4 separate regions of the Mus musculus genome follow, and regions 1, 2 and 3 are each linked to region 4. A link is a contact called in ENCODE POLR2A ChIA-PET data. All regions are on one chromosome and are shown on one strand. The core of a region is the stretch at or near the end of the contact, and the rest is flanking DNA. Distances in the headings are between cores, read along the strand shown. Region 1 holds the start of Aip (aryl-hydrocarbon receptor-interacting protein). Region 2 holds the start of Cdk2ap2 (CDK2-associated protein 2). Region 3 holds the start of Gstp2 (glutathione S-transferase, pi 2). Region 4 holds the start of Ndufs8 (NADH:ubiquinone oxidoreductase core subunit S8).

The links. ChIA-PET counts read pairs that join two places held with the same protein, here RNA polymerase II (POLR2A).
Region 1: POLR2A ChIA-PET joins it to region 4 with 10 read pairs in embryonic stem cell. The contact joins the promoter of Aip here to the promoter of Ndufs8 in region 4. POLR2A ChIA-PET finds 5 or more read pairs at or near these places in 2 of 5 experiments (Patski and embryonic stem cell).
Region 2: POLR2A ChIA-PET joins it to region 4 with 15 read pairs in embryonic stem cell. The contact joins the promoter of Cdk2ap2 here to the promoter of Ndufs8 in region 4. POLR2A ChIA-PET finds 5 or more read pairs at or near these places in 3 of 5 experiments (Patski and embryonic stem cell).
Region 3: POLR2A ChIA-PET joins it to region 4 with 11 read pairs in embryonic stem cell. The contact joins the promoter of Gstp2 here to the promoter of Ndufs8 in region 4. POLR2A ChIA-PET finds 5 or more read pairs at or near these places in 3 of 5 experiments (Patski and embryonic stem cell).

Annotation. Positions count from the first base shown.
Region 1 is chr19:4,120,141-4,122,840 of GRCm38, forward strand. Aip (aryl-hydrocarbon receptor-interacting protein) reads right to left here and starts at 1,435. Exons shown (of 6, transcript NM_001276284.1): 1 at 1,196-1,435. The coding sequence starts at 1,294.
Region 2 is chr19:4,095,975-4,098,674 of GRCm38, forward strand. It overlaps Cdk2ap2 (CDK2-associated protein 2), which reads left to right and starts at 1,377. Exons shown (of 4, transcript NM_026373.4): 1 at 1,377-1,533; 2 at 1,843-1,943; 3 at 2,031-2,163; 4 at 2,524-2,700. The coding sequence starts at 1,452. The coding sequence ends at 2,591.
Region 3 is chr19:4,040,955-4,043,837 of GRCm38, forward strand. Gstp2 (glutathione S-transferase, pi 2) reads right to left here and starts at 1,267. Exons shown (of 7, transcript NM_181796.2): 1 at 1,211-1,267; 2 at 949-984; 3 at 630-736; 4 at 444-531; 5 at 28-131. The coding sequence starts at 1,211.
Region 4 is chr19:3,911,500-3,914,199 of GRCm38, forward strand. It overlaps Ndufs8 (NADH:ubiquinone oxidoreductase core subunit S8), which reads right to left and starts at 1,275. Exons shown (of 7, transcript NM_001271443.1): 1 at 1,211-1,275; 2 at 190-247; 3 at 67-117. The coding sequence starts at 247. Aldh3b1 (aldehyde dehydrogenase 3 family, member B1) reads right to left here. Exons shown (of 10, transcript NM_026316.3): 10 at 1,992-2,585. The coding sequence ends at 2,395.

The sequences.
Region 1 (2,700 bases), core at 185-2,684, 210 kb after region 4:
TACACTTATTTCTGTATTTGGGGGCTCACATGTGACATCATGCTTGTATGAGGTCAGAGGACAACCTGCAGAAGTCACTTCTCTCCTTCTACCATCTGGGTCCTGGGGATCTGACCCAGGCCATCAGGTTGGCAGCAAGCACTCTATCCACTAAGCCACCTCACCAGCAGAAGACGGTCCCCCCTCCTGAGCCCCAGTGATTGTTTAATCCTGCCTGCTTCTATTTACCACGTGCCCCTGCTCACAGATTAGTCTTATATTAGTTTATCCTAAGCTTTTCCATCTAGCATCCCTCTTGCCAGGCTCCTTCCAAAGCCTGTTCTCTATCTCCATCTCTCTAATTTTAAGACAGGGTCTCATTGAGTGTCCTGAGCTGGCCTTGAACTCATGCTGTAGCCCAGCTTCACCAGCGGCTGAGACTGTAGGCATGGGCCACCAGGCCCAGCTTGTAGATCCCCTTTTCAAGCACAGCTGATCACTACCACCACATGCCTGCCCTCTGCTCTCAGCATTTACCCCTCACCACATCAGACTAGACTCTCTGCCTGCTGGCTTAACACCACTGGCCAGAGGGCATACATTCATTCACAGAATTCTTGCTTTTGGCTTCACTGGTATCAGCTCCACAACTGTGATTAGAGATCTACAGCAACAAAGCAGGGGAACCTAGAGGTATGGAGTGCCTTAGGGAGGGGCACCTGAACTTGGTGCCCAGATATAAAAGCAATGCTACCATCTATCAGAACGCTGACATAGGAGTTTGGTCTGGAAAACTGGATCTCTGGGACTCTGTGTTTTTTTTAGTTCCAGGACCTCAGTTTCCCTATGTAAACAATGAGAATTGTCCTAGATGGTTTCAGAAGGCCCCTTTACTCAAAACTGCATGAGCTTTGAACCTTCAGGTACGGGTATCAGCACTGAGGTCACACCCACACCAAACCATTTTGAGATGACTGACACCCACCCCTGTCCAATGCAGTCCTAAAGCAAAGCCAAGGGGCGGAGTAGACATATCTGAATTAACTCCCACTTAAATCCAGACCAATCAGCGTCGAGCTCGGCATGTGAGAGGTAGCCTGACTGGCAGCTGCTCTCTGGGCATGCGCAACCTCTCACCTACGGCCTCCTCCCGCCTCGCATGCGCACCGCGCTTCAGAAGAGACGCTGGGAAAGTGGGGAGAGGATGGACACAAACCTTAGTGCCATCCTGAAAGTCCGGCAACTCTCCTCGGCCCTCCTGTATCACACGCTTTTGGATCCCGTCCTCTCGAAGTCTTGCGATGAGATCCGCCATCCTCCTTCCCCGCTGCTCCCTTTCGGCAACTTCCGGACTCGCTCGGTAGCTTCCGGACCTGTTTCGGCAACTCCTAGCGCCTCGGCAGCTTCTGAGCAAGCGCCATTTTGACTGAGGGCAGAAGCCAAAAAAGGGAGGGAATGAAGAAAAGAGCCGTGATTGGTTCCTAATGCTACGGCTTTAACGCGGCACTGGGGGCGGAGCCTGAGCCTGCTTAGGGGCGGGCCTTTGGTTGTCCCTCCCCTGCCAGTTGTGCTTAGTTGGCTTTATAGGGGTTGCAGCTCTCCTAGCTGTGTGCCACTCCATTTAAGTTGTAGATGCCCTATTATCGGCACTTCAGTTAGAAAAATGAAAAACGAAAAACACCGCTTCACCTGTGTATTCCCTTTGGGCCTTTTTTGTTTTGCTTTGTTTTGTTTTTTAGAGGCAGGGTTTCTCTGTGTAGCCCTGGCTGTCCTGGAACTCACTTTGTAGACCAGGCTGGCCTCAAACTCAGAAATCCGCCTGCCTCTGCCTCCCAAGTGCTGGGATTAAAGGCGTGCGCCACCACCGCCCGGCCCCTTTGGCCCTTTTATTTTGCATACTTTAGCATAAGTTATAACATCTAGATTCTGGACTCTAGATTCACTTGTCTTAAGAAAAAAAAGGAAGGAAACCCGGTGTGGTGACACATACTTCTCTGTAGTGTCTTCATCCCTTATATCATAACCAGGAAGATTATTTTCTTTCCCCTGAGCCCCAAGTCACATACTCTGACTGCTTCACTTTCCAGCAAAAAGTCTTGAGGGGCTGGAGAGATGGCTCAGCAGTTAAGGGCACTGACTGCTCTTCCAGAGATCATGAGTTCAAATCCCAGCAACCACATGGTGGCTCACAACCATCTGTAATGAGATCTGATGCCCACTTCTGGTGTGTCTGAAGATAGCTACAGTGTACTTATATAATAAATAAATAAATAAATCTTAAAAAAAAAAAGTCCTCAGAGAGGGGACTTTCTGAAGGGAAGAGGAAACATGCTTGGGTTTGTTTTCTATCAACACAGAGAGCTTACAGGCGAGCTAAGTAGTCTGCTGTACTCATCTTGCAGAAAGTACAACAGAAGGAAAGCTGACCGATATGGCTGATAAGTATACACCAGAGCATGAAAGATGTAGATAGATAAAAATAATAACATATTATCCAGGTTGTTGTGGTACACGCCTTTAACCCCAGCACTTGGGAGGCAAAGGCAGGTGGATCTCTGAGTTCAAGTTCAGATTGGCCTACAGAGGGAGTTCCAAGACAGCAAGAGAAACCCTGTCTTGAAAAACTAATGATAACAACAATAACAACAACAATAATAATAAATAAAATGTTAAGCTAGGGACTGAGAGTGTAGCTCAGTGTTGGAACATTTGCCTAGCATT
Region 2 (2,700 bases), core at 127-2,626, 180 kb after region 4:
CTAGGTGCCCACTGAGAACAGAAAGAGATATTGGGCCCCCTGGAAATGCAGTTACAGATGGTTCTGAGGCACTTTATGTAAATGCTTAGAATTCTAACCTGGGTCCTCTGGAGGAGCAGCCTGTCCTCTTACCTGCTAAGCCATCTCTGCAGTCGCTTTTTTAAAAAGTGAGTTGAGGGCTAAAGCAGCAGTTCTGCAGACATATATGCAGACAAAACACTCGTATACATAAAATAGTTTTATTTTAATTTTAAAGTGAATTGATTTCAAGGAAATAGGAACTAGATGGCCAGACCCAGGTGGGAGTTTCATTAATGACGTCAGAACAATAATCAACCATGCTTCAACCCATATGGGGCTGGCTCTCATCTCTATTTCTCTACCCACTTCCAAGTTTACTTTCCAGGTATTACTGTCTTCATGTTTCATGAGAAAACGGAAACCTATTAGGGCAAGAAACTGGCGTGTGACTGTAATCCTTTAGCATTTCCGAGACAAGAGCATCAGGAATTCAAGGTCACCCTCCCCTACCCGGAGAGTTCGAGTTCTGACTGGGCTACTTGAGACCTTGTCTCAATCTCATCCCACCCGCCAAAAAGAGTCCAGGAGGAAACCATTAATGAGGTGTTGAGATTCCAGCCAAGGGTCTTGACCAGGGTCCTGACTTGACCTAACGCAATTCTTGATCTATGATGCTCTATCATTGTCTGTGGAGAGAGTAGGGGACTTAGGGTTCAGTGTCGAGCAGCGTCGTTGGCTGCCTTGGACCCACCTGCCTAGACCGAAGATTCAAACCAATCCAGAGAAGGAGCTTGGTAATGACTTTGGTGAGGGAACCGTTGCCATGGGAACAAATACAGGCCTGAGGCGCGCACATGCGCACAGCCGAAGGGGGGGGGACACGGAACCAGTGAAAGGTGACGTAAAACGCTCGGGGTAGGGCGGAGTGCTCACACTGTGGGAGCCGTGGCCTTGGGAGTTCTGAGCGGAGGGAAGTCGCGAAGCGGTGAGGACGAAGTGTGTTCGGCGGCCCGCCACACACCACCGGAGCAAACCGCGGGGACCAGACTGGCCCGCTGCCGAGGCCCCGCCTCTTGGACCTCGGGACTAATCGGATTGAAAGCGCGCCGGCCCCGGGCCCCGAACTCGCCAATTGAGGAGGACGACTGTCACCGCCCAATCCGGGGCAGACAGGTGCGAGGTCCGGAAGGTGGAGGCCAATCGGCAGCGGTTGCGCCCTGCGGGGGCAAGATTCAGCCAATGAGGAGGCTCGAGTGACAGCTGAGCGCGCCAATCGAGAGTGAGGACCGATCGTGCCCGCCCACCCTTCCGGCCGGAGCTCTATTTACCAGGGGCGTGCAGCTCGCTTGCCAATCAGAGTGCGGCTGAGCTGCCGGACAGCCAACCCCAGAGGAGCGGCCGGCTGGCGGCCGCCGCACTGAGGAGTTGGGATGTCCTACAAACCTATCGCGCCCGCCCCCAGCAGTACCCCGGGCTCCAGCACCCCCGGGCCAGGCACCCCGGTCCCTACAGGTGAGGCTCCAACTCCATCCTTGTTCGCCTTGTCCGGGCAGTCGAGGTCTTGGAGAGAAACCGCTCGAGTTTTGCAATCCGGGGCCTGCTAGACGAGCCTGGCTCAGCCTCAGTTTGCTGGCCTGAGAAGTGGGCGTGGTCACGTAGAGCTTGTAGGTGGAGCGCAGGGGGGAGGAGTGTGTCTCCGAAGTTGTTCAGAGTGGAATGAAGAAGCATGCCGTTGGAGGTTAGTCAAGGGAACAGTCCTGGGCTTGGAAATCTGTGACGAGGCCCTTGTCACACTCTGACCTCTTGCTGGTGTCGTTGCAGCCGGGAGTGTCCCATCGCCATCGGGCTCAGTGCCAGGAGCTGCCGCACCTTTCAGACCGCTGTTTAACGACTTTGGTCCGCCCTCCATGGGGTATGTACAGGTGAGTGTGGCCAAGAGCTTGCTTATGGCTGAGGACAGGAGATCCCCTCGGGGTCTGAGATCACGTCTGTATTTTCTTTTGACACAGGCGATGAAGCCACCTGGTTCCCAGGGCTCTCAGAGCACCTACACGGACCTGCTGTCTGTCATAGAGGAGATGGGCAAAGAGATCCGGCCCACCTATGCTGGTAGCAAGAGTGCCATGGAGCGCCTGAAGAGAGGTAAGTGAAGCCACAGGCCTGCCCTTGCTCTGCCCAGGACACAGACACTGAACTTTAAGACAGTTCAGTAAGGATGGAGGATATCTAGAGTCAGGACAGGACATTTGGGCCAGCCTCGATTGGAACAGAACGTGTACCTAAGGAGGGGTTTTAAATGAACTTTTCCATTTTCAAATGAGTCTGTTTCCAAGAAGGTGCCTGGGAACTCGGATTAGCCAACCCTTAATCCCATCCATCCTCATTAGATTAGAGGTGCTCTTGCTGAACCATGGAGCGGTGGGGGAGTGTCTGCTCTGAAGGGTGGCTGTGGACTGTTTCTGGGGCCCTGTTTATTACTTCCCCATCCTCACCGCACCCCAGGCATCATCCACGCTCGGGCACTAGTCAGAGAGTGCTTGGCAGAGACAGAACGCAATGCCCGCACGTAACAGGAAGCACCTTGACCTCCTCGCCGGGACCTTTCTGGCCACTGCAGAGCGCCTGCTTCTCCCTGGCCTTCGCGCCCCAAGTTGCTTCCTATCCTGGGCTTCCTGTCCT
Region 3 (2,883 bases), core at 17-2,516, 130 kb after region 4:
TACCCTACCCCCCAGATTCAGGCTCACATAGTTTCTGTAGATCATGGTGCCATATTTGCCGCGAAGGTCCTCCACCCCATCATTCACCATATCCACCTGGGCGGCCTCCCTCTGGTTTTTCCCATAAAGCCCTGCGGGTTGGGAGAGACAGCATGACTGATCCCTGATTTCCTCAGGTATGTGGCTGTTGGTAGGTCGCAGTCTTGGGGGAGGGGATATGGGTAGTCATGTGAGACCTGAGCTCATGAAAGGCAACAGGAAGCCATGGCAGGCAGACCACAGATGCAGCCTGAACAAGGATAATCTCTGTGTGTCCCTGTTTTGCTCTGTCAACTCAAAACTAAAAAGGGAGTGGCCAGCTGGGCAGATACCCCCTGAAACAATAACTGATACCCCCCCCACCACCCTGCCCACCAGCTGGACCACCTGGGTTCAGGACTTACCCAAAGAGCGGCCAAGGTGTCTCAAGATGGCATTAGATTGGTAAAGGGTGAGGTCTCCATCCTCAAACTTGGGGAGCTGCCCATACAGCTGGAGGGAGGAACAAGAACCTTGGTGATGCTGCTGCCTCCCAGTCACAGCCCTCCTAAGGCCCTACCTCTGCCCCCTCCACTACGGGTGTCACTCACACAAGTGGGCTTGAGCAAGCCTTGCATCCAGGTATCTATGGTAACCACCTCCTCCTTCCAGCTCTGGCCCTGGTCAGCCAGCAGCATGCGCATGGCCTCACACCGCCCTGTATGGAGTCAGGGTAAGGATTTGGGGGATAGTGTAAAGGCCCAGCCTCAAAGCAATTTCGAGTACAAGGACTGACTGGCCATGGTGAGGGAAGTAGAGCCTTGCAACCAGGAGGATTAATGATGAATTGCAATTTCTCCATGGCAGATAGGAATGGTGGGCTGCAACCCCTACCCCAGACCTCCCCTTCCTGCAGTCATTAGCTCCTACCTGGACTTGGGAAGTAGACAATGGTGTACGGCGGCACTGGGGGACAGGAGAAGAATGTTAGGTAGAAGAAGGGGAATGATTAGGGTTCAGTGTGGTGCACTTTCCCGCTCCATCTCCCGGGTCCCTTTTCTGATTTGTTCCCCACACCCCGTCCCAGGCTCCTGGTGCAAAATGCCCGGTGCAGAGAGCTCAGTCCAGAGCGAGCCCTGGCCCCGACAGCTGCAAGCTGGTAGTTCGGGGAAGCTTCAGGGCGTGGACTCACTGGCTGCTGTGCAGAGAGAAGTGGGGATCAAGTGCTGAATAGTCAGAGAGGTGTCTCAGGGATGGAAGCAAACACAGGCCCCAGGACAGCCAGCCTTATAAGGGGCATTGCGCTCCGCCCCGGATGCCGCCCCGGATGCTGACTCAACACGTTGGAGAGAATAGCCGGTATTGGATCTCTGCAGCTCCCGCCTCCTGCCCGAGACACTAGCATGTGACCCGAGTCGGCCACAGTGCTGGGTTCATTTTTGAGTCCTGCTCCGAGAAGGGTGTGTCCAGCTCCCTTCCACTTTGTGCTGGAGCTGGACAGCTTTCTGCAGCATGTGCAACTCTGTCAGCCTTCTGCCTATCCCCATCTACCAACCTCTCTAGTAGATTCCGTTAGTGGCCATCCTTAACTCACCAACTTCTTTCTCCTGCCCAAAGAGCTTCGTTTGCTCCTTTGACCTTCGCTAGGAATAGCCAGAAAACTGCGCTTTTGTGTTCTTTATGTCAGAGATCTGAGGAGCTTCAAAAAGCGAAGAAAAATCAAGTGAAGAGACAAAGTTGCAGTTGTATGTCAAAAACCTTAGTTGGTGGTTCCTCGCCTTTCTGACATGGACTCTAGTTCTTCAGCCCTTCAAAAATAACAGCTGGAGAGATGGCCCCGATGTTCAAGGCATTTCCAGATCTTACACAGGACCCAAGTTCAGTTCCCAGAACTCAGCCAGGTAGCTCACAACTGGCTTGAACTCTGGAGCCAGATCTGACACTTGGGGCTTACTTGGGGACTGCACTCATTTGCACAAACAGAGACACATAATTTTTAAAAATAAAAAAAATAATAACAAAATAAACACCTGTCCCTAAAGGCTACCACACACAACCTCACTGTTACACACACCCAAGTGTGTGAGCCCACAACTGAGAGGGAGGGAGAGAGAGAGAGAGAGAGAGAACATCATATCACATCACATCACACTCTTCAGTCATGCCCTCTGGTGTTGAGGGGGCAGCTATGTCTTCCCTCAGGCTGGCTAAGGGCTGTTTCTTTCTTCAGTCTCCCCTTCCTTCCTTGCTTCTCCCTTCTCTGTGTCTCCCTGGGTAATGGGGATTTGGACTATTCAAGCAGTTGTAGGTAGCTACACCTGTGTCTCACTCTTTCCTCCCGCAGCCTGCCTGTCCTAGCTGGTGTCTGGTTCTTTTTTTTTTTTTTTTTTTTAAAGATTTATTTATTATATGTAAGTACACTGAAGCTGTCTTCAGACACTCCAGAAGAGGGCGCCAGATCTCGTTACGGATGGTTGTGAGCCACCATGTGGTTGCTGGGATTTGAACTCCTGACCTTCGGAAGAGCAGTCGGGTGCTCTTACCCACTGAGCCATCTCACCAGCCCTGGTGTCTGGTTCTTTTTCTTTATTTTCTTTCTTTCTTTCTTTCTTTCTTTCTTTCTTTCTTGTTCTTTTTTTTCACTTTTTTTCTCTTTTTTATTTTTATTTTTATTTATTTTTTTTTTTTGGTGTCTGGTTCTTGCTGGTCTGTCTCCTCCTCTTTCCCTACTCAGTTACTTCAAAGGAGCAGAAGTCAACTTCTCATTTTGAACTGAAATTCATGCAGAAACATTTTCCACGCCCAACCCTGCCCCTAGCCCCTCCCCAGGCTTTGACTCTGTGCCCTGTGGATCATAAAATACTG
Region 4 (2,700 bases), core at 25-2,524:
GCAATTTCCCGGGCCTTGGGTGTGACGACGGTCAGAAAAGCTCAAGTCAGAATATTGGCTACTCACTGTACGTTGCCGCCACTGCGCTGCTATGAAGGCTTTGTCCATTAAGATGTCCTGCAAGGAGAGAGGTGATTTCACACCAGGAAGCTCTGCTCCCCCACCCCCAGGAAAGGCCTCTAGCCCTACCTGTGCGCATGGCCTGGGCCAAGGCCCGTGGCAGCATTGATGAGCTCAGGCGATACATCTGGAACATGGAGAAGGGAAGAGAAGGGTCTAAAACTGCCCTCCTCTGAACCTCTACCTTACGCCCCATTCACTCACAATCCCACTCAAGACCAGCACCCCTAACCCTCAATCTGACCTCACTCTGCTGACTCACAGTTCCTGGGCACCCCAAGTTCCTTCTATTTCTGCAGTTCCTAAGCAACCTATTTAATCCATTTCCCCATGTCCACTCCTCATCCTCCGCTCACACCAAGGCTCCCTGACCACCACCAGTGTATTCAGGAGCCTGGATGGTTCTTCTGGTGGGTCCTCCTAGTGGGTCCTGATAACTCTGAGCCAGGCTTCATGTCAAATGTCATAGACCCTGTCATCCTGTCATGTTAAGTGATTGCTCCCAAATTACCCAATGTCATTGGAACCAGGACAGGAATCCAGGAGATACCTGCAGAAAACCCTTAAAGATTTAAATAATTACCAGGGTCAAGTTCCTCTCCTCAACCCAAGGGGCTCCTGGAACTCTCCCCAACCTGCAGAGTGACCTTGGGCAAATGATGTCCCCTGGCCTCAGTTTCTGGATTACAATGTAGGAAGAGGGGTCCCGAAAATTAGGGATGTATGCAAACAAGGGGATTTTGACCAAGAGTCTGGCAGATCACCAACGCTCTAGCGCCCTCTTGTGACCTTTGACCTGTAGGGGTCGGCCAATTCTTGACCCCAAGCAATCCTGGATCCAACCTACCACTTTCTCTCAGACCTTCCCCTTGACCTCTGACCCTATGAACGCAGAAGGCAGCCGGCGAGGCAGCGCATGCGCCTGAGGGTGCAGGCTTTCCGGTCCGCAGCTCGGGAAGGACGCACAAGCCGCGGGTCCCGAGCCGAAGCGCTAGATCCCAGACTTCATAAGGTCAGCGGTGACACCCCGTTCAACCCTGTCGTTGCGTCACCCAGACCCTGTCTTCGCCGCCTTGCCCTGGCCACCCACCTTGAAGTGCTGCGGCTCCTTCCCTGGCCCAGATGCGGTTCAACCGGAAGGCGGAGCCTAAGCTCAGGATGCTGCCATTGGGCGAGCTTCTCACGCCTTTTTCCATAGTGCCCTTTCCTTCTTTGGTCTGATTGGCCTAGGGTCCTGTAGGAGGCGGGCCCAGGACTATATTTTTCTCTAATTGGCTGATGGGAGCAGATGCTTGAAGTTTTGTAGGGAGCTGCCATGTTGTATCAGAGAGGTTAATGCGCCTGACTTCCGAGATCCTGAAGGCGGGACTTCCTGACCTCGGTTTGGGACGCTGCTACAGTCCGGGGAGGCGGGAGGGGTAGGGCTCATTTGAATACTGCAAAGATGGCGACAGCGTACAAGCGCTTTAACCACTGGTCCTTGTAACGGCCGCGGGTAGCAGGACTTTTGTCAAGTCTGCCCCTAGGACTAGAGAACCATGAGGCAATCTGCATGCCTTGTATGGAGTGATCAGAAATGCTTCCTTCAGGAAGTAGTGTCTAAGCTGGCGGTGTAGAATCTGGAAGGCCAGGAAGGACATGTTGACTTAGTCAAAAACCAGGCCATGTGTAGAGACAGGATGTCAAAAATTTTGAGTTTTAGCAGGTGAGTGGCTGGAAGCGCCATCCCTTGGAGCATGGAGCTCAGACTGGTGGAATGTTTTACGGCTGAGTAAACTTGTGAGGTGAGGGGTGAGTTGTAGCTGGGGAAAGGTCTTGGACTTATCACGGAGGCAGCACCTCCACTCCAAAAAAGACAAGACACCTGTAGCTTGGAGTCAGCCCTCCTAGTTTAATACTTCCACGACGATAGGCTGTTTTGTTAAGGCTGTTTTATTTCCATTGTGCAGATAGAAAACTGAGAGTGAGAAGACCCAGACAGGCCTGGTCACAGAGTATGACCTGTGCCGATTATCACTGCTCCCTTGCAACACTATCCACGAGAGGGTGGGTAGTTCAGAAGTGCTCTGTTTTCTCGAAGATTCTATGGTCACTGCATCCCTTCCTGCCTTCCTACCCTCAGCCTATCTTATTCAAAGGTCCAAAAAGGGGAGCCCCAGGAGGCAGAGGGCTCCACCAAGAAGGGCTGAGCAGACTGCTCTGTGGCCTTGGCCCTGGCAGGCCACTTCTCTGAAGCTGTGCCCCAGGCAGGCTCCTGTACCCCAAAACCCCTGCTTACAGCAGGGTGCAGCTGCAGCACCTCTCCTCCATGGCCACCAACAACACCCTGAGGTTGCGACTGGAGTAGGGTGGGTAGCGCAAGTCATTGATTTTCTCCATTCCCGGGCTGCGCAGCAGACAGGCACGCTGGTTGGAGAAGGTGTCAAAGGAGAACTTGCCGTGGTACCTGCCCATCCCGCTGGTTCCTGTGGGCAGCACAGAACATGGGTCTTTAGGTCTTTAAGGGCCAACTGAGGGGACATCACATAGACTTGGCTTTGACAGGTAGGCTATCTTAGCCTGTTTCTCTGTGTGTTCAGT